Linked DNA regions of Mus musculus: region 1 is linked to region 2. A link is a loop called in an ENCODE intact Hi-C map of the cell type or tissue named here. Cell type or tissue: heart. All regions are shown on one strand. Each heading gives the region's core, and the rest is flanking DNA. Links, peaks and the distances in the headings are about the cores only. Region 1 has its middle 26 kb from the start of Zc3h15. Region 2 holds the start of Itgav (integrin alpha V).

What was found. Peaks named below come from ENCODE experiments on the same cell type or tissue, not always from the same donor. Only the 100,000 strongest peaks of a DNase experiment are listed, where the experiment ranks them.
Region 1: it touches region 2 in a loop (2.2-fold over the local background); 3 of 42 quality-filtered maps call a loop at or near these places.

The regions. Positions count from the first base shown.
Region 1 is chr2:83,664,711-83,676,278 of GRCm38, reverse strand. No RefSeq gene overlaps it. Among named protein-coding and RNA genes, the nearest start is that of Zc3h15, 26 kb to the right of the region's middle. In heart, for the core only: a CTCF peak has its summit at 6,068 (motif pointing right); no DNase peak of the experiment used is centred there.
Region 2 is chr2:83,718,330-83,729,897 of GRCm38, reverse strand. It overlaps Itgav (integrin alpha V), which reads right to left and starts at 5,501. Exons shown (of 30, transcript NM_008402.3): 1 at 4,979-5,501. The coding sequence starts at 5,163. In heart, for the core only: a CTCF peak has its summit at 5,535; DNase peaks (open chromatin) are centred at 4,877 and 5,507; H3K4me3 peaks cover 3,013 bases; H3K27ac peaks cover 2,740 bases.

The DNA of each region.
Region 1 (11,568 bases), core at 1,275-9,274, 53 kb after region 2:
TCCCTTGTTTTCACCATGTCTCTCATACTCTAGATGTTCCTGCTCTGGAAGATAAACCATGTATGTCAAATTCTGAACAAAGATAAGAATCTGCTTAAGAGACAGTGACCATGTGAACAGAAAAGAGCACTGCTGCAGGAGAATTCCTGGTGTGGTACAATGACTGGTTGTTTTCAGTCCAAGTCTCTGGATAAGATTTCAATAACGAGAGAAAAGAAATGGAAAAAAAAATCTAGGAGATTTTGGAGAAAAAAAGACTTTAGTCTGGAATTTGACATACTGGCAGGAAATACATGTTACTGTGAGCAGCTTATTGGAAATACTCGAGAGATAGAGCCACTCATGTGGAAGTGATTATGGCAATCACGAGAGCAAGTGAGGCTGGCAAAGGACAGAACACAAAGATGGCAGAGAAGCCTGAATCACAGAGAAAGGCTCGGCAGGAAACCCCTCCCTCTGATGTGAAGTATCAAACAAGGTTCCAGGCAGTTCTGCAACAGCTTTACAGTCAGGGCAGATGACATTACCAACGGCCTATGGGAAGTCTGAGTGTGGCTGGCTAGGAAGCCTATGGGCAACTTCACAGCCCATGTCCTGCTTAGTATTTCCACCAGGTTTATTCTTGGCAAAAGTGGAAGGCTGGAACAGAAGCAGACCAAAGTTGCCCACTGTATCAAAAACAGACACGTTAGACCAACTTGGCTATGTCTCTGACTATAAGTGCCTGCTTAGAAGAGAAATGTACGCATATAGTTAATAATGCCAAGTTTGAGGCTGGAGAGATGGGGAGTGGTTAAGAGCACTGGCTGCTCTTCCAGAGGACAATATGGCAGTTTATGACTGAAACTCCAAGATTGAACACCTTCGCATAGACAGACATGTGTGAGGCAGGCAAGACACCAATACACATTAAAAATAAATAATAACAATAATGATGATAAAGAATGCCAAATTGCAAAATGAATTTAGGCAGTTTTGAGTTTGTGAGGTGAAGATTTTACTACTTACCAAGGCAACTACTTTTTCTAGACTGGCTATGTGCTTTTCAAATATAAATTTGTGTGCAGGTTTATCGTGGAAAGTCTCTGCAGTGTATGGATGCACGTGTGTGGGGCTCAAGGACACCGCAGGCAAGTCCTTGGGAACCACTGTGTTACTCACTTTTCTGCTGCTGTGATGAAATACAATGAGCAAGGCGATAGTGTTTTGGGGCATTCAGTCCCAGGGAGACTTGCTCATCGCTATGTCAGAGAAGCAAGGTAGGTGTGGTAACAGGAACAGGTCACGTTCACCTAGCTAATCCCAAGTAGGAAGCAAAAGGGATGCACTAGAAACGGCTCGTTTTTCAATTCCCCCACGCTCTACTTCCTCTAAAGTAATGGCTCCCTAACGTCCCAAATAGCAGCAGCTGGGAACCAAGTGTTCAGATGCCCGAGGCTATGTGGGGCATCTTACTCAAGCTACCACAACTGTGCACTTCAAATATTAGTTATGTATTGTCCCATGGCACAATGTGGAGGTCAGAGGACAACTTCGGGGAGTTGGCTCTTTTCTGTCACATGGACCCCAGGGACGAAATGCAGATAGATCATCAGTATTGGCAACAAGCCCCTTCTGTTACCCACTGAGCCATCTCACCAGCCTCCACCTATGGAGACAGGGTTTCTCCCTCGGACCTGAGGCTGATTAGGGCAGAGTGGCAGGCTAGTGAGCCCCAGGGACTTGTCTCTGCCTCTCAGCACTGGGATAACAATCCCAACATTTCACGACGGGGCTGAGGATCAAACTCAGCTCCACCTGCTTACACAGTAAGCAACTTACCCGCCACTTGCAAAGCCCCGAGAAAGCCTAGCTTTTAATACTGCGCATGCTCAGTAGTAAGCTGTGGAGAGTCGTCACGATTGTTAGTAATAGTTTCATGCTTTTGAAACTGAACTGCAATATTCATTAAAGTAAAAATGACTCTGGCTTACTGGCAGTGTCTAGAACATGGTGACCCATGCAGGCGATGAACAGCCTCTTCTCCAGAACGGTTTTACAGCCAAAAGATTCCATCCGTGATAGGTTTAGAGAACATGGCCAAATTTTCCACACTGTATGCTTTCTGAATTTCTAAGGCCTAGTTTTAAAAGCTCAGAGCTTGAATAGGTTGTCATCACTTCAAGTGTTTCCTCACATATGAAGGCCGTTCCACAGATTATAACTGACCTGGAAAGTCCTACAGGAGTGATGTCATAGCTGTCTAATGTTCAAACAAGATACTACAAGTATTGGTGGTGATATGGTGTAAACAAACTTACTGTGCTGCCAACTGTACAAAAATACAGCCTATGAAAAAGCCAGGGCATGGGAGTTTGCCTAGAATACCAAGGATGTGGAGGTGAGGGGTTTGTTGAAGTTTAGGACAAATTAATGACCTGGCCAACATAATAAAAACTCATTTGAAAAAAAACAAAACAAAAAACAGAATCCCTAAACAAAAATTAACCAATGCCTCTCTCCTCTATATAATTATGCATAGTAAATAGCTGGTAATATATAACCAGGGTACTGGTTTATAACTTCACTGAATTTCAACAGTAAGAGTGGGTGTCTAGCCAGGCAGTGGCACCTGCCTTTAGTCCCAGCACACAGGGGGCAGAAGCAGGTGGATTTCTGAGTTTGAGGCTAGTCTGTTTTTCTACAGAGTGAGATCCAGGACAGCCAGGGTTACTCGGAGAAACCCTGTCTCAGAAAACAAACAAGAAAGAAGGAAAGAGGGAGGGGTGGACTTCTAAGCCAGGCACAGCAGCATTCAGGAAGTGGAAGCAGGATCAGATTTCCAATGCCATCCTCTGCACACATCCACACCGTTTTGAGGCCAGTCTGCACTATGAGATCTTGTCTCAAAAACAAACACAAGTGGATTCTTAATATAAAAGTGTACTGTTGAAACAGCAAGCTGGATTCTACCAACAGCAGCTTTACACGTTACATCAGTCTGCACCATGACACTGCTGAATGATCCACTGACCCACGTCATCAAGGTTCCTGTTTATGTTCCCACAGTGATGAAACTAATGGCGTTCTCAGAACGTATCCAACACGAGTCAACATAGTCCTGAATCTGTACCTTTCCTGATGCCATGTATGGACTTGAACTGCTAGAAATTCTACAAGGTCTTAAACACAGTGTCGGTGCTTTTTATATTAAAAGATCTGACAGAAAGTAGCAACGTATTTGAGAGATTTATTAGTATGAATTTAACTAAATCTAGCTAGTAAAATAAACAGGATAGGCTATGAAGATGGCCCATTGGTTCACCAGACTGAATGCTTTCCATCTAAGATCACAAAAACGCATGTAGATGAGCCACAAACAAAGGAATGTTTATTTACAACATAGAATTAGAATATAGCTTAACTCCCGATCCCCCTGCCCCCCAAGAGAATTAGGTTCACTGCCACAAAAGTGTAAAATGGATTCAGATTTTTCAACAACTGCTGTTACACTAAGATTGTTTACTTCATGCAAAAAAGTGTGTCACGCATGCTGGGGAGATGGCCCAGTGGTTAAGTATGTCCACTGCACTTGCAGAGGTGACCCAGAGTTGGGTTCCCAGGATACACACAGAAGCTTACAACCCCTCTGCAGCTCAAGATCCACACATCTGATGCCCTCTTCTGTCCTCCATGGACTCCTGCATAAGCTCTAACAGGAACTTATCAACTCACTCAGAAATGTAGGAGTGTTTTGATTTAATCAGGAATCTGAGAGTATTGATGTTGAAGGTCCTTATCCCTAACTGGTTCTTGATCAATCAATAAAGATGCCAGCAGCCAATGGCTGGGTGGAAAGAAAAGGCAGGACTTCCAGGTTTCCACAGGCTAAAAGAGAGGAAGAGAATTGAGATATTTGGGGGAAAAAGACGGAACAGACTCAGAGCTGTAGGGAAGATCTTCCAAAAATGTTGGCGGAAAAGGAAAGGGGCCCATAGAAGGGTAGCCTGAAGGTGTCTTGGGCAGCAAGAAAAATGGCCTTCATAGAAGGTAACTGGGCAACTAAGTTGAGAGCGGATTTAGAAGTGTTGAGCTAGGAGTAAAGGTAAGGACACTAACAGCTAAAGACTAAGAAGAGCCCAGCCACAGAGCCAATAAGGCAGTTAAAAATGAGTTAATGGGTGTGTATCTTTCATCTGTGGATCCCAAATAGCTCCTGGGTGAGTGTGTGCCTACGACTTGCTGAGAGCTCAAAGTGGAGCAGCCAAAACTCCTGTGACTCAGCAGTACCATGATGCACTCACATAGCATGTGTAAAGCTACTGTTGGTATAATTCAGCATGCTGTTTCAACAGCATACTTCTTTATATCAGAATCCACTTTTTTTGTATATGGTGCACACATGTAAAACACACATATAAACATCTTTGGCAAAGACTTTAGCCTACCTACTTTAAAACAGACCATATCAAGTGTTCGGATAGGGTAGATCCTTTATAAGTTGCTGATAGGAATAAAAATGGCACAAATTTAGAAAATACTACAAAATTCTCTTTAAAATTTAAAACATGGGGGGCTGGAGAGATGGCTCAGTGGTTAAGAGCATTGACTGCTGTTCTGAAGGTCCTGAGTTCAAAGCCCAGCAACCACATTGTGGCTCACAACCACCCATTATGACATCTGATGCCCTCTTCTGTATCTGAAGACAGCTATAGTGTACTTAAACATAATAAATAAACAAATCTTTAAAAAAAATTTAAAACATGAACCACACATGTCCCTGTATTTAGTCAAAGGAAACGAAAGCAGTGTTCATACAAAGATCTGTATCTGTCTGCTCAGGTGCCTTTATTTGTAATGGTCCCTAATCAGAAACAATACCAGCCAACAAGTGAATCGATAAATCCCCCTATATGAATAAAAACAGTACTTAGCAATTTCCAGAAATGTAGTATTACTACCTATAATAAATTTCCAATTATGCCAAGTGAAAACAAACACACAAACAAATAAAAGTATATATGATTCCAATCAAATTATAAAAAATGTGAACTAGCCTAGAGCGATTAGTACTTCCCTGGGAGTACAACATCAGGGTGCTTATCTTAGGAAGGGTGCACAAAGGTTCATGAACCATCCTTTGGGGAGATAAACATACATATGTTGACTACATACGATTTGACAGGTAAATACATCAGTTGGTACATATCAGATGTTTACTTTCCTAATTTTACTTTAATAAAGCTGTTAATAGTTGAGTGAAGATCTTTGAGAACATACTTAAGTTTCATCACAGGGACTTATCAATAAGATGTATGCATTATCTTATGTCTCTGAGCCTTGGTTTATTTTATACTTTGATGTTAACCTATGATTTCTGATTGGTTTTGAGACAGTTTCACTGCATTGCCATGGGTGGCCTCAAACTGCCTCACATATGAGATTAAAGGTGTGTACCACCTCACCTGACCTAATAATTTAGGATTTAGGTTGGGAAAAATGTTTTATTTAAAATGGTGGCCCATACATCCATTCAAAACCCAATATAAAATATTATTTTTACAGAAAGGTCTTTGAACGTCTATAGGGAATGTGTAGACTCCTACTCATGTATGCAATTACATGAGACACAGCCCCGAGTGCAAGAAGAAACCTGTAAGCTGCTGGAGTCTGTGGTCAACACTTAAAACGCTCCAGCTCACTTTAGCTCTTTCCTAACGAAGCCTTTACTGTTTGCCTCAGGACAAGCTCAGTCAGTTCTGCATTTGGTATTAAACTATCTAAGGAAAAGAAAAATGAGTAAGGATTGACAATCTTTTAAAACCTGTTTATGCCATGCAATTCTGTTCAAGGAACATAGGGACTAGTACATCACACCATGTATTTAAGAATCTTATTGAAAAAAATAAAAAATCTGTACCTCATTCGATTTCCAAGTGAACAAGTAGACTTCAAAGCACAAGGATCCTTCTCAATTTGAGAACAAGCTATTTTATAAATAAAGATCATGGGAAAAGGTAAGGTAGACTTCATAAAGCTTAAGATGATTTTGGCTATGAATGTGCTTAAATTGCCAAAGCTAACAGGTTAAATCCAGCAGGGGGCGGGATGTTCCCGGTGCCTGGACATGCTTCCACGTGACTGTCTCTTGCTCTGCATCCCAACCAGTCCTCAAGGTGAAATTTTCAGAAAACGGCTGCTAAGCATTTAAGTATGTACATTTAAAAATAATGATCAGAAAAATACAAGCAAGATATACTTCTCTAAACAAGTTTTGGGCTGGGGAGGTAGCCAAATGTCAGTGTCCCTGGGTTTAACCCCTGGCACCAACAAAAGAAAACTATTCCTCCATAGTACTTCGGTTTCTGCCCAGACTTTAAGATGAGTGAAGCACAAGACAAAAGCATGACTCATTATCCTGAAGTTCATTCCTTGGAAAATGTAAAATCGGTATTTTTAACTAACAAATAGCTATAAAAATATACCGCCAAATACTCCCATTAACACAAATTCATCTCATTTCATCTTGTATTCCTTTGAATTATACTTCTGTTACCAAACAGGATTGTCGTGGCAAAATCCCCAAACAAGCATAGGTAGCTCTTTCAATGTTGATGGCTTAGCTAGCTATGTATGTGTGGTTTACCCCTCAGTAGAGATGGCTGGTGCAAACAGCTAAATGTCTCTGGTGGTGACATCCCCAATCTGCAATATAGATGACTGACTTTTTTGTTTTGTTTTGTTTTTCGAGACAGGGTTTCTCTGTGTAGTCCTGGCTGTTCTGGAACTCATTCTGTAGACCAGGCTGGCCTTGAACTCAGAAATCCACCTGCCTCTGCCTCCCAAGTGCTGGGATTAAAGGCATGCGCCACCACTGCCTGGCTTAGATGATAACTTTTAGGAAGGAAGTAAACTGACTCTCATATTGGGAAGGAAAGTGCTTTCTTTTAGAGCTTTTTATTTCACAATCATGTTAAGAGCACATATCACATGAATTCAACATGCTTATTTAATATTAAGAAAATGATTTTTATCACATCCAGCTTCAGAAAGCACCTAGTAGTTTCTTAATATTTATGTGTACAAGTGTTTTGAATGTATGCATGCATGCATGTATGTATGTATATATGTATGTATGTATGTATGTATGTATGTATGCATGTATATATGCAAGTACATCTCAGGCATGCCTAGTGTCCGTATGTATGTATGTATGTATGTATGTATGTATGCATGTATATATGCAAGTACATCTCAGGCATGCCTAGTGTCCACAGAGGACACAAGAGGGAGTCAGAGCCCCTGGAACTGCAGTTATGAATAGTTGCCAACTAACATGTGGGGGCTGGGAACCAAACCCAGATCCTCTTTAAGGCAACAAATGCTCTTAACCAGTAAGCTATCTCACCAGCCCTAGGAAAGCATTTTTAAAACAAAATTTCTGACTCGCATTTTTATGTTTATAGGTGTTTCTTTTTATACAACAAAGGTACATGAATGTTAGCATGTCACTAAACTTTTGTCCCTGTGAGGCCCCTCTGGCCTTGTAAACATTGAGATCCTAGCTCACCTTATGGATGATTCAGCTGTTAATACTTCTATCATCTGTACCTTGTTTTTAAATAAAAGTATCAATTTTTACCCTTCATAATTTTTAATTTCACAGATGTCTGTAATCAGAAACTACCCAGTAATAGACCCTATCAATTAGTACTTTTAGCTGTCTCTGATTTTGAGGTAATTAAATCTATAAAACTGTGGACTGAACAGTCCATATACACATACATAAATGTATATACATATGCAAGCATTAATAACTAATGAAAAAAACAGTCCTGAGTTTGAAGAAGAATGGGGATGACTATATGGGAAGGTTTAATGGAATAAAAGTTATGGAAGAAAAGACACTTCTTCAGGAGAGCACAAGGGTAGTAGATAGCCAACACTTTGTCCTTTCTATTAGAAAATTGCTTTGTGGGTAAGCATACATTACACCCACAACCCCTAAAGCCATTAACTAAGTAACTAATTTCTTTCTCAGTAGGAGACTGGAGGTAAGTCTCCAGTACTAAAGTTAGTGAACCATAACCATACACAACTATTACACTATGTGTTAATTAAGCAGGAAGTTAAAAACAAAACAACCCTTTCCCTCTATTGTAGGTACTGATATAAGACACCTAAGAATATCTTATCATTTTTATCACACCAGGCCGACAGAGTGAAGTAATGTGTGCAATTTAATACAAGTAGTCCTGCTTTTCTGCTCAAATGTTAAATTGCAAAATTACTGACCCAAACCAGATTTATCTGAGGTTTCTCCTTTCTCTGGTTATTACACTTTAAAGAAATCTGAAACTAGTGAATATTGTAGTGTGCTTGTAGCTTATGAAGGTTCAGTTGCTGAAATACCCCCAACTATACATCCTTTGATACATTTTTGTACATGCTGTAAGGCTGTTCTGAAAATGTACACTATCAGAAGTTATAATGATGATCTTTGTCACTAAAATACAATTTCCTAAGACATAAAATAATAATTTAGGATTCACAACTGAGTGAAACACAGCAGCACATTTGGAAGGAAACTGGTCTAACTTACTATTGCCTTCCCTTGCACCCTCCAGCACTAGGAACTGAAGCGGTGGCATTGTGTATGCTAGGCAAGCACTGCAGTACTGAGTCAAACCCCCAGCCTTTACTGTTTTTTGAAGTACAGACTAAGGCACATTAGGCCCTGGTATGTGAGCCCCACAAGGGCCTGTTAATCTCAGGTATTTGTTTGAAAACGAGGTCAGCTGTTAAAAGAGATTGTGGTCATTGGGAGGGGTTAGAAAATAACACCCTTGCATGATATATATCTACTACTTTATTTTCACAAAGGACATTCCCTACCCACCCAAACCAAAAAAAAAAAAATCATAATGAAATCTCAAGAAAAGAAATTACCAGAAGGCTGCGAATGGTGGCACACTCCTATAATCCCAATGCTTTGGAAGGGAGAATTCAAGATCAGCCTTGGCCACACTGCAAAATCAAGGCCTGAACTACATTAACATCCTGCTCCCCCCTAAAACAAAACATCATTCCAAAGTTTGGTCATAGACTCATTTGAAAAGTACCCATATTAGTGGCTAGGCCACTGGATATACCAAATAATAGTATACTATTATTATGTCTGATATTCCCCTTCTAAGATACACATTCAAAATACCGAGATGACACCTTAAAATAGGTTAGACACTTCAGAATACATATGTATGTTTTTTCTCTTGTCTATGTGAAAACTACAAATTAAATGGATGAACAAAATGTCACTTTCTACATTAACAAAAAGCAATACAAGGGCAAACATACAACACGAGGAAAGGAATATTAAAAGCACTCTCTACTACTGTTTTATGCAGGTTTGTTTTTGAAAATACGGTATATCACCAAATTCTACTTTAATTAAAATTAAGCTTCTATTAATCTCTACTAATTGAGAACTATTATCTTTATTCAAATAGTTATCATCAGGAATATGCGCTTTAACATTGAAGAATCCGAAAGAGAAGATTTTGGCAATCCATTTTAAATTCTGACGTATTTTTGAAAGTCACTCATATACGTATTTGAATTGATAGTCTATCAACAGTGAGCTTAGTACATGGAAACATTTACCTAACTAGTTCTATCAGAACAGTCCTACACTGAACAAATGGAAGATCTATAGCCTATGATGTTGAACACTCTTTGTACAAAGCTTTCATCCTGGATACAAGACAATCACAACAATCTCCTCATTTCTGCCCCAAGTGCCCTCTGTCCACTTGTGTTTAACAGTGGCTGTAAGACTTTCTTAATGACCTATATCTAAACTCTGATCCTGCAGTTTAATTACTATCATACTGTAAAGTCATCCAATGGTCAAAAATTAAAGAGATATTATACAATTTTGATTAGTTCATGTGGTGGAGCTTAGATTATGTCAAGTCATTATGCAAAGATAAGGTTAAATCCAGTCTAACTATTCTGCATTAGACTCTGTTGTGTACATAGGATAATAGTGTGGTCTCATGAAACACAATCTAAGGTGAACAATTAACCAAGCATATGGAAGGAAGTGAAAGTTACATTTCTTCTCTTGTAGAAAGCTTATATTTATGTCTCTCGTTTTCTAAACTCTTAGAATAGATCTCTTAATCTAGGTTATTTTAGATCTCTTAAAATAAATTTCTATATTTCTAGACCTCTTAAAATAAATTAAGTTACACTGAAATTAGAATACAGTGGGAATTAAGTAAGAGAAGTCTGGAATAAAAGGTATTTAAAATTGTTTATGTAGAGTTGGAACAAGCAGACTCTTAGCTGAGACGTAGAGTAACTGTACTGAGAACAGTTCAGATCAGGCTCTTTTAGACTATTGTAAAATATTTGATCATTAAACAACTAAGTAATCTTAAACTTTTCCACAAAAAAGAATGGAAGAAATATTTTGTAGATAGAAAGTATAAAACTTAGTATTTTAATAGAAAAAGTAGATGGGAAATAAACTTGGCTCATAATAGTCTATATTAAAAAATATTAATAATAGGGCTGGAGAGATAGCTCAGGGGTTAAGAGCACTGGCTGCTCTTCCAAATGTCCTGAGTTCAATTCCAAGCAACCACATGATGGCTCACAATGATCTATAATGGAATCCGATGCCCTCTTCTGGGTGTGTGTGAAGACAGCTATAGTATACTCATATACATAAAATAAATAAATTAAAAAAAATGTTAATTTTAACAAGTTAGAAAACAAAATTCTTTATAAATGGCAAGGGTATCCATTAACAAGATATATACGCTTTCTTTTTCTTAGGTTTTTTTAGATCTTGAAAGCATTCACAGAAAACAGATTTTAAAAAACAAAATTTTAGAACTGGAGTTTTTTTTGTACATGCGAACAAAGCGCTCTTATGGTGAGCTGTATCCATTCTAGTCCAACAATCCATATTAAAATTTACAGGTAAATAAAACCTAGAACCCAGAGAGTTTTTTCCCCCTCAACCACATGGTGGCTCACACCCATCTCTATGGGATCTGATGCCCTCTTCTGGTGTGTCTGAAGAGAGCAATGGTGTACTCATATACATAAAATAAATAATAAATAAATCTTTATAAAAAAAGTGTGGCCCAGCAACCCTTGGACAGGAAAAAAATAAAAATCTAAACACTACAAATAACCTCATAAAACCACAATACCATGATTAAAGTTATCTAGTGCTAACCTAATGTCCATTTAAAATGTGCTATTACTCTAAATTTTCAAGGGATATCAAGACCTCAGCCAAGCCCCTGAGCTCCTAAGCTCCGAGTTTTCTGGTGAATTTATTTACCTTCTTGTAAACAGAGTCATCAAACTTAATGTAATGTTAATTCCAAGGAAGAATTAAATGTAGGAGGCCTTTAACTAGGTTGATGATCTAACAATTTGGAATTAAAGTAACAGTACTTAGTCTTTTTGGAAATGAAAAATAACAATTGTTAATCCTGTCAGTACTCTATGGTTATATAACACATACTTGAAAAATCTATTAAATTTTTGCCTTTTGTGCCTAAAATC
Region 2 (11,568 bases), core at 1,679-9,678:
CGCCCAAAAACATGACCAAGAGCCACACCTACACCAGCACTCGATGGTAACTCGATTTATTTGTACTAATGCCTCTTTAGGACTCCAGAAATGAGTGTGCTATTCATGCGATGCCAAGGAATGGGGGGAGATGCTAAGAAGCAGCAGGAAAAGAAAGGAAGAGATAGAGAGAAAGAGAGAGAGAGGAGCGAGAGGAGCGGAAGGCAAGAGATGGGAAGGAGAAAGCAGTTTGGGTGGGGGTGGGAAGAGAAAGAGGGGAAAGAGACACGCTGTGAGGATGGCCCTGAGCTGCACTTCCTACCCAGTGCAGAAGAGGAAGGGCAGTTGCTTCACAGAATACAAGTCTGGCTACCAAGCAGGGCAGCTGGCCAAACAATGACAAGTACACTTCCAAACTTTCCAAATGAACTAAGCTCTTTGGCTGCTCTCAGCACTGGCCTTTCCGAGATAAAGCTTGTTTCATATACGTAGCTGACTCTGAGGTGTCCAATGGGAACTCCTGAAAAAAAAAACACTATTTATATACATAAAAGGAAATGTGTATAAAATAGTTGAGGTGTAATTCAAGTTTCAGATTTTCTCTACAAACAAACAAATGCTTTGGGTCAACAACTATGTAAAGTAAAACGGAGACAGTAACTACCACATTTCATGCACGGCCCTGGAACTCACAGGCATTGCCCTGCCTCTGCATCCCGAGGCCTGGGAATTAAGGTATCCACCAACCATCACATCCACCCAATAAATCTATGATCTTAACCGAAAGGAATAGACCTAAGGTTTGCTTTCCAAATAATAAAGACTGTAGTTTAACCAGATGTATTATTTATGATGGAGAAAATTAACCAACACAGTACATTCAAGTTTATTAAAACATGCACTTTTTTTTCTTTTTGGGGGGTGGGTGTGCGTTTTTGAGACCAGGTCTCACTCTGTAGCCAAAGCTAGCCATCCTGGAACTCACTACCTAGCCCAGGCTGGCCTCAAACTTGTGACAATCCTCTCCTGCCTCAGCATTCTGGGTGCTGGGACTTCAGGTAAGTACACTACTTTGAGTCATTTTCTAAGGTATTGTGACATGGAAATTTGAAAATTTTCCTTCAGGAGGCCTTAATCTGGGTTTGGATTTCCTCTGCCAATGGAACTACTGAAAAAAAAAAGTTTTGGAAATATAAAAGCAGTAGAAACATATAACATGTTTTGCAGGTCTATCAGCCAAATAGGCAGAATGATTCAAGAAGCTCTGAGCCGCCCAGAGCCAGGCTCAAGTGAGAAGCAGAAGCAGAAAGCGAGCTAGCAGCAAGGAAGCATTATCAAGGAAGAGATTGTAAGTCCTTCTGCCTGGTGACTAAGCAGTGACTAATCTCAGAGGAGTGTAGCAGGAGAGGCAAAGTAAAATAGAAAATCAGAGGGAGGAATATGAAATGATCTCCAGGGCAACAGAGAAAGGAGGGTTCCATTAATAGAAGTGGAGGTGCAACCAACATCTCCTGATGCAAATAGAATTCATTTTTAGCTGAGTTAACACGGCTAATTCGGGCTAACTGGCCCACAGCTATTGCAATATTGTTCCTAATGGAGATAAAGAACTTGAAACTAGGGCCTTTTCTGTTCTGAGAAAAGGTATCATGTTACCCCAGCAGGCCTGGAACACAGGACATAAGTGGGGCTTGAACTCCTGATCCTCCTACCTCCATCTCTCAAGTGCTAAGATTACAGATGCATTTTCTAAGCATTTTCTACCACAATGCCCGGCTCCATTCTGGAAGCTTTGCTTAACACTTCTTTTTAGTGAGTACTGATGCATTCATTTCCATAACAATATGAAGATGATATTCTCACTCATAATCTTCTATTATAAGAAAAAAGAGGGGCTGGAGAGATGGCTCAGCGGTTAAGAGCACTGACTGCTCTTCCAAAGGTTCTGAGTTCAAATCCCAGCAACCACATGGCAGCTCACAACCATCTGTAATGGGATCTGATGCCATCTTCTGCTTTGTCTGAAGACAGGGACAGTGTACTCATCATATATATAAAATTCAAATAAATAAAATTTACAAAAAGAAAAAGAAAAAGAAGAAGTGAACCCGTTCCGTAGTATTTAGATTTCTGAAACTGGAATATGTGGGGATCACAGCTACTCTCCTCCTTAATCAATTTTTTTCACATAGGGGGAGCTCTTTTATTAACATTTTACTACATAGTTCTCCTTTAAAAGTTTTTAAGCCAGGCATGGTAATGCATGCCTTTAATCCCAGCACTTGGGAGGCACGGGCAGGCAGAGAGAGAGAGAGAAAGAAAGAGAGAGAGAGAGAGAGAGAGAGAGAGAGAAGGAGGGAAGGAGGGAGAGAAAGGAAAGGAAAGGAAAAAAGGAACTATCAATATATGCAACAGATAATGACATACAATACTGTGGATTCTAATGCTTGCTGAATATATAGTGAATATACAGGTGCCTTTGCCAATACTAAGCATAATTTTGTTTGGTTGGGTTTTTGGCAGGTGGGATGAGGTAGCTTTTCTCTGTGTAGTCCTGGCTATCCCCGAATTCTTTCTGTAAACCAGGCTGGCCTTCAACTCAGAGATCTGCCTGACTCTGCTTCCAGAGTCCTAGGATTTAAGCATGTGCTACCACCATCTGAAATTTTGTTTGGTTTTGGTTTTTTTCTATTTTAAGATTAAGTATAATTTTGTAATAATCTTCATTTAATCTGGAAGAGTCAGTAAGTATAAACCGTTGTTTAGGTGTATTGGGAGGGAGGGGGCCCCTCAAAGTTGCTTTCTTTTTTATGTTAGGCTGGTCTCTTGGTACCAAAGTTGATAGTGACTGTTTCAAAATACAACATGCAATCTCCAAAGTTCCACAATATCTTACTATTAAAACTCATGCATAAGTTCCTGTAAACATGAGACTGTGTAAATGTATGAGCTCATTGCATATCCATATGTTTTCCAAAGATTAGTTACATTCCTTGCAATCAACAATAGTAAATACCACCAACAGCTCAAAACTGCTGTTTTCCATGGCAAAAGACAATTAAAAGCTTGCCAGCCTGCCATGTTTCTGGATGTATCTTGGATACTAAATCTTTGCCATAGACAAACAGAAGCAAAAAAACAAACAAACAAACAAACAAAAACAAAAACCAACTAAATTAATAACAGTAAAAAGTAATAACATCTGCAAAACACTCCATCAACTCTGAAGTATTTAACTGCTAATTCCTGTAAGGCAGAGAATATATTTTCAGTCAGAAAAATTTCTGTATAATTTAATCTAAAAGATACACCCAGGGGGCAAGTGCAGTGGCCATGATGTAAAAAGCATACAATTAAAAAAATACATGGAGCCGGGTGTGGTGGTGCACGTCTTTAATCCCAGCACTCGGGAAGCAGAGGCAGGCGCATTTCTGAGTTCGAGGCCAGCCTGGTCTACAAAGTGAGTTCCAGGATGGCCAGAGCTATACAGAGAAACCCTGTCTCGAAAAACCAAAAACAAACAAACAAACAAAAAATACATGGAAAGGAGAAACTTTTAAACAGTGAGCTAACTAAAGCGGTCTGATAGAGTGGATGTGGCTGTAGCTCAGAGGTATATTACAGACTCAGCAGCCTGGGCCCCTGAGTAGAACCCCAAGCTCTACTCTATCCATACAAAGAGATCATTCGCATGGCGGGAGTGGTTAAATGTCTGCAATTGGTGCTTCTGTGGTTTTTTGGTTTTGTTTTTGTTTTTTTGGAGAGTGTGAGCTCAGGTCTAACAGAAAGCACTGACAATGTGAATCAAACCGTGCTCTACATAAACAATGTCGATTTTTGCCAACCCCACCCAAGCTACAGGTTGCTTTAAGGACTGGTTCCTATGATACTCATCAGTGTTCAGGAAAACGGTGACAAACCCTGGAGGCTGCCCCAACTACCTCAGACAAATACTTAGGTCACCTTCAAATGAACCTTGTATCACCTACCCATCAAAATTATGCCTTGCACCTCCCCAAAACTAAATTGGGGGGGGAGTTGGGGGTTTGTGGTAAAAAAAAAATATGTTGTTACCCCAAGGGGTACACTAAGAAGTAACTAAAGAAACCGTTTCTTTGGAAATACAATGTAATAGACATGAAAAACATCAATTTAATCGGGGTTTCCTACACTAGTAGGGATGAGAATGATGCCAGCGTTGAGTCAAAGACAACTTTAATCCAAAAACACGACATTAGCCGTCACAAATCCTCAGGAACTTTGCAACACGGGACGTGAGTAATTTGAAAGCCTACGTGACCTGCTGTATTCTTCAGCATTGAAGTGACCTGCAGAGAGTGAAAACTCAGCAAACACCCTCGCTCTGTCTGAACAATGACCTAAATAGTGGACTAGAAAGGAGCAGATGACGCATTCCATTCATCTGGTGGACCTTAAACGCGCAAAGGTCTCATAGTCCTTTACAAATTAATACAACAATTTGGTCACTTTAGTCATCGGAGTGTCTAGAAGAGGAGTGGGAAAAAAACCGAGAGAGAGAGAGAGAGAGAGCGAGAGAGAGAGAATCAGACGAAGGAAGAGCTAATTTCAGAAAGCAAAAAGCACTAGGAAGAGGCTAACTGGTTGATACGGAAGAAAAAAATTCTGGGGCCAAGTGAAGCAAGTTACGGAATGACAAGAGATGGCCAAAAGTCTCGCAGGACAAGCCTGTACAGATGTCTCACTTTTCCTGGATGCTTAACAGAGCTCCTTCAAAGCTCTCTCGCACTGTCCCCAGCCAATCAGAAGAAGTTGGGGACACGGTGAAACTGGATGCTGAGTGTCAGGTTAGGTCATCCCCACAAAAGTTTCATCCATGCCAGACCTGGGCCAGCCGCGGCATGGAGAGAGTAGGCGGGTTTGGGGCCGGGAGGACCCTGGAGCCAGCGGCTGGGTGCGGATCCGCTGAGGGTGCGCGGTGGGGGAGGGGGCGCCTGGGGACTCGAGCGCGGCCACTTACGAGGACGTGCTGGGCTCGAAGAAGTCCACGGCGAATCCGAAGTAACTTCCCTCGGGACCCGCATACTCGGCGGGACTTTCGACGTCCAGGTTGAAGGCGTCGGCGAGGGGCAGCAGGAGACCCGGCAGCAGCAGCAGGAGGCCGCCGGGGCGAGGGCGTAGCAGCAGGCGCCCGGGAGCAGCCATCGCCGGGGCGCGCGCGGGGCGCAGAGCCGAAAGACTTCAGTCCCTGTCCCGGTGCTCGGTGGCCGCGGCCCGCCGCCTGCGCGCCCCCGAACTGCCGAGCTGTGCTGTGCGCTTGCGGTCAAGGGCGGCGGGGCGGCCGGGCGGCGCGAAGCTGAGCCGGGCGGCACCCAGGAGGAGCGGTGTCCGACCCGGGACTCCGGCTCTGTCGCTGGCTCGCGCGGTGCCTGGCGCTGAGAAGTGGCGGGGCGAGCACAGTACCTCGGAACCGTGAGCAGCCCGGACTGGGGGAGGAGGCCGGGGAGGAGGAGGAGCCGGCCAGGCCGGGCCGCCCCGCCGAAAGAGGAAGTCGCGCTCACGGTGGCCTCCCACAGGAGAAGGCCGGGCGCACTTCCGTGCGCGCTGGCGGCCGGTCCTCCGAGGCTGTCCCGGGACTGCGGCCCAGATCCAAAGGACCAGGGGGGCAGTGGCAGCGCGCCTCCAGCCGAAGCCCTGCAAGCCGGGGACTGGCTGCAATCAAAAGAAAAAGAACCAGGCACACCCCGTTCCCTGGTTCCTCCAGGCACTTCTGAGGGACTTTTGTTTAAGAATGCGGAAAGCTTTATCCGCTTCTCTTACTTCTGCCACTTAGCCCGGCAGGCGCTCACCAACAGAACTCTGTAATTATATGCCATTTCCCTCCCCTTCCATCCTCCACACACTGAACTTAATTATAAACTCCCAGAGGGCTAGCACAGCTCCTCCCGGATGCGGTGTGTGGAACTGGATCTCACTGGCTGACAAAAACGTTGCAAGGCAAAGTTTAGGTGATGAGCCTCTCAAATCCACCCAGAAGACTTCAAGCCTGTGCTTGGATCTTCTCTTTTCTTTCTTTTACTTCCTTTCCTTTTTTCTTTTCTGTTTCTTGCTTTCCAGTTCCAATTCTTCTTCTGGCCTCTGTGTGTATCAGGCATGTACGTGGGTCACACCCATACACACAAAATAAGTCTTTTTTGTTTTGTTTTGGTTTTTTTTGGTTTTTTTTTGTTTGTTTTTGTAAATTTGCTCAGTATTCCTGTGTTCTATGTATATCAAGTGCTAAACAATTTGATGAATGGGCCGGGAGTGGTGATCCATGCTTTTAATGTGGTGGCAAATGCTTTTAATCCTAGCACCATGAAGTGAGAAGCAGGAGGATCTGGTCTGTGTAGCAAATTCCAGGCTGGCCAGGCCTACAGGTAAGACCTTGTCTCAGAAGGGAGGAGGAAGAGGAAGAGGAGGAGCAAGATAAGAAGGAAGAGGAGGAAGAGGAGAAGGGTGAGACGAAGAAAGAAGAAGGAATGAAGAATTTGGTCAATAGGATAAAATGATTAAATATAAATGCATTGCTTAGGCCTTGCATACTTCCAAGTAAAGTAGTGGAGAATTTGAACTATTTTCCCAAAACAGTTATTAAAAATCAGTCCCAGACTAAGCACAGAGGCAGTAGGCCCCCCTGAGCCCAGTCAACATAAGAAGATCCCTGTCTCACACAGCAGAAAAAACACCTCAGTGTCAGCATGCATTCATCTCATAACATAAGTAATCATGTGTGGGGGTGTGGATAGCCTTAGTTGGGTTAAGCAAGTTGATTTTTAAAATGTAAAAAATAAGCAGCAAAACTGTTGGGAGATCTTATCAGCCACAGGCTAATACCTATGTAAAAGCCACCTCAGAGACAGGAAATCCTGTGTGGATACTTATACACAAGACCCTGTGGTTGCTCTTTCATTCCTTGTCACCATTTGGGATCAGAATGTGGGGTTTAAGAGGCAGACAATGATTCGTGGAGAGCAAGAATGTTCTGTGCACTCCCTGTGTTCTCTGCATCTCTTTCTGAAAACCATGCTGCCGGCCAGTCGGGTACCCTCAGGTCTAGAGACTAAAGACAAGTCTGGGATTTTCAGTTTCTCATTCAGATGGTCATCACACACAATTTTTGAAAGAAATCGTGCCTTTTACTGGATGGAAATGAAAAACTACGGCATTTTCTTACATGATAACTACTTGAGATTTGTTCTTAACATGTGAATAAACTGCACAGCTTATTCTAACTATAGCCATTTAAAATCCCACCTTAATACAGTTCTTTAACCACAAAAATTCCAAGTCTGGAAGTTATTCTTTGTGCTTCTTCCACAAATGAACAATCTAACTAGGACTTAAACACAGAAAGTTGAACATTTCTACTACGCTTACAATTTGCTAACAAAATATTTTGCTTCTTTCTTTTTTTTTATGTGGGGTGGGCTAGTAGACACCCTCATTTATTAGCCCAGGTTAAATTGGAATTCTCCTGTCTCTGTCTCCCAAGTACTGAAATTATAGAAGTGTTCCACTCTCCTCAACTGTAATTTCTGAGTATCCCTCCCCCGACCCCATGTTGACCAAGGCTTCATGCACCCCAGACTGATCCCAAACTCTCTATGTACTTGAGCCTCGAGATGAGAATGCTCACCTTGAGCCCCTGATCCTCCTGTTTTCACTTCCCAGGTGCTGGGATTACAGGTGTGTGTCACATGCCTGTTTCAGAATTTCTTAAACTAAACCATCAGAGCACAGCTCTTCGGCCGCTTGTGCTTACACTGTGGAATAAATGGAATCATGGGATAGTCTGAAATGTGGCCAGCAAATCTACAAATGATTGCTAATGCTTTCCCCCCCCCCCCCCGCCTCTTCCCTTTTGTATACACATGACCTTGTGGTTAATGGAGATTAAAGGTCAAGCTTCTAAAAATGTATTTCCTTTAAGTTGATGAGAAAAGTGAATACTTGCAACCAGAAGCCTTTACAGATGATAGTGTGGGTGCTGGTGAAGTTCCTGTAGAGACAGCCAAAGATGCCAATATAAGTTGCCCGGGGGATCTTCAAAAAGGTTGATGGGAAGAAAGGGTTCCATCAGTCTATGTCCTCTCTTCTTACAGCTTGGCTGTGAGAAGAGCTACACATCGGCTTTGTGAGCATGGGAAGCTTAGCAATGGAGGTCAGGATCTAAGAGTTACAGAGCAGAAAGAGCGAGTTTCTGACAACTGTGAATCCCCATTCCAGCCTTGGATTATAAGTCCTTACAATGTACATTCAAGAAAATATAGTGTTTCTATCTTTGTTCAAACTGCTATTATCTAAGTTTTCAGTAGTACTTTCTTTTTTCTTTTTTTCTTACTCTCTTTTTTTAAGATTTACTTATTTTATTTTGTAAGGCAGTAATCCCAGCACTGGGGATACAGAGGCAGGCAGATTTCTGGCTTTGAGGCCACCCTGGTCTAAGAGAGAGAGTTCCAGGACAATCAGGGCTACACAGAGAAACCCTGTCTCAAAAATATCATCATCATCATCATCATAAAATTCTAAAACAGCATATATATATATATTCCTGGGTGGTTGGTTGGGTGGTTGGTTGGTTGGTTGGTTTAAATAGCTAAAACAGCTGCATTGTGTGGCAGCTTTGTTGCTTTTTCAAAGTTATCATTTACTGAAGCCAGAGTGAGCTCACTTTTAGGTTATGGAGAGTCTCAGACACTCTGTCAAAGGTCCTCCAATGGCCGGTATTTAGACAACAAATTTGAGTTAAGCTCTTGGGAGTGTTTCTCCAAGTTTTGAATGGGCTGGTCCCTTCCCTAGCTTTAGTACCTTTATAAATGATTCACTTGGGGCTTTTTCTGGAGTCTCCACCATTACTTCCTCTAAAGCTAAAGGGATAATTAAGAATTTCTACCCATCTATCATCAAGGAAATGTGCCAGGGGATTTTCATGAAATGTTAAATATTTGGATTTAACAGGAAATGATTATGTTCACTAATATGGAGATCTTAATTACATAATTGAATTAGGCTTAAATCTCAGGAGCAAAATGAATTAAAGGCTTGGTACAGATTCAGCATTTTTTACAATTAGATTTTTTTTTTTCTATTTGGTTTTGAAGTAGTAATTACTACTATGAAGATAGTTTACCCAAATTAATTCTACCATTTAGATATAAGAGTCTTGGAAGTGAGTTAACGTTGTTACTTTTTTCACTCCAATTACCTCATTTTAGTTGTTGCTGTTTTTGTTGTTCGTTGTTGTTATACAAACAAGATTTCACTATGTAGCCCACACTGCTGGGAATATAGCTCAGTAGTACAGTGTCTCCTGATATTCATAAAGCCCTGAACTCAATCCTCAGCACTGCCACAAAACAGAACAAACAAACACAAAACATATGTGTACTGGCTAGTTTTGTGTCAACTTGACACAGCTGGAGTTACCACAGAGAAAGGAGCTTCAGTTGAGGAAATGCCTCCATGAGATCCAGCTGTAAGGCATTTTCTCAGTTAGTGATCAAGGGGGAAAGGCCCCTTGTGGGTGGGACCATCTCTGGGCTGGTAGTCTTAGTTCTATAAGAGAGCAGGCTGAGCAAGCCAGTAAAGAACATTCCTCCATGGCCTCTGCATCAGCTCCTGCTCCCTGACCTGTTTGAGTTCCAGTCCTGACTTCCTTGGTGATGAACAGCAGCATGGAAGTGTAAGCCAAATAAACCCTTTCCTCCCCAACTTGCTTCTTGGTCATGATGTTTGTGCAGGAATAGAAACCCTGACTAAGACAATATGTAACCCAGGCTGTATTTGAACTCACAATCTTCCTGTTTCAGCCACCTAAGTGTTAATATTAAGGTATGCACCAGCACACTAAGCTTCGTTTTAGCTATTCTACTTCCATAGAAATTATCTTAAATACTAATTATAAGAAAGCCAGGTGTGGTAGGCAATACCTTTGATCCCAGAACTCTGGAGGCAGAGACAAGTGGATCTCTGTGAGTTCAAAGCCAGCCTGGGCTACAAAGCAAGTCCAGGAGAACCAGAGCTCTGTTACACAGAGAAACCCCCTGTCTCAAAAACAGAAAGAAAGAAAGAAAGAAAGAAAGAAAGAAAGAAAGAAAGAAAGAAAGAAAGAAAGAAAGAGAGAGAGAGAGGGAGGGAGGGAGGGAGGGAGGGAGGGAGGGAGGGAGGGAGGGAGAGAGAGAGAGAGAGAAAGAGAGAGAGAGAGGAAGGAAGGAAGGAAGGAAGGAAGGAAGGAAGGAAGGAAGAGAATTCATATTTTCATATACCTAATCCAGTCTTGTCTGTACTTGTGGAAGAAACTTTTAAGGATAACCTAATCCTAATGATTGTGGCTGGCCCAAAATGTAACAGTAAATGACATTCATTAAGAAGGCAATAAGCACCCTTGTGGTGGTGGCACACACCTTTAATCCCAGCACTCCAGAGGCACATGCAGGCAGATCTGAGTTTAAGGCCAGCCTGGTCTAGAGTAAGTTTCAGGAAGGCCAGAGTTACAGAGAGAAACCCTGACTGGGAAAGAAAGAGGGAAAGAGAGGGAAAGGGAAAGAGAGAGAAAGAAAGAGAGAGAGGGGGGAGGGAGGAAAGGAGAAAGGGAGAAAGGGAGAGAGGAAAAGGAGGGAAGAAGGAGGAAAGAAGGAAAATAAGCTGAGAATGGATAATGCTTGGACAGGAATAAAGAGCATTCTGTGATGATGGAAATGGACATAGCTAATTCTTCCAACTACTTACATCACCCACAGGTAACCACTAAGTGCTGAAATGTTATCGATGCGGCTAGAAAATTAAATTTTGTTATACAATGTTTTAATGTCACAAATGGCTGGTGGCCAAGCTGAGCAGAGTGACTGTAAATGCTACATTTTTGCTTCCTTTTTGTTTCTTGGGGTTTGTTTGTTTGTTTTCTTATATCAGAAGCTAGATTACTGAAGATCAGGGGCTCTCCAGGAATCCTCCACAACTTCAGCACCAGATTGCAACTGATTAGGCGTCCAGCATTTTGGACCCAGAAGCTATTGTGTAAGCCAAGCTAAATAAATCCCCTTTATAATACATGTTCGTTCTGTTGCTCCTATTTCTCTAGAGGACCCTATCACAATGTGTGTCCTTGATTTTTTTTTTCATATAAACTTTTGAAAGATACTGCTGAGCATACTCTTGAACGCTGAGCCATCTTGACGTCATGCAAGTGTTGGTGACACCTTGAATGTCAGAATGACACCTTGTCCTCCTCATGACTCCTCCTCATTTGGATGACTAGAGCAACTCCCCAACTTTACCTTCAATGACTAAAGTGTCCTGAGGCCAAAAGATAGACTCTGAAAGCTGTTTGAGGTGGTTTGAATATGGATGGGCCCCACAGGCTCATACATTTAAATGTCAGTAGAGAGTACTACTTCCCAGAGATTTAGGTGTGGCCTTGTTAGAGGCAGTGTGTCAATGGGGGGGGACAGCTTTGGAGCTTCAACTGCTCAAGCAAAGACAGTGCCTCTGTCTTCCTACTGCCTACAGACCCAGATGTAGAACTCTCAGTTCTCCGTCAGCCTGTATGCTGGCGAGCACTCCGCCATG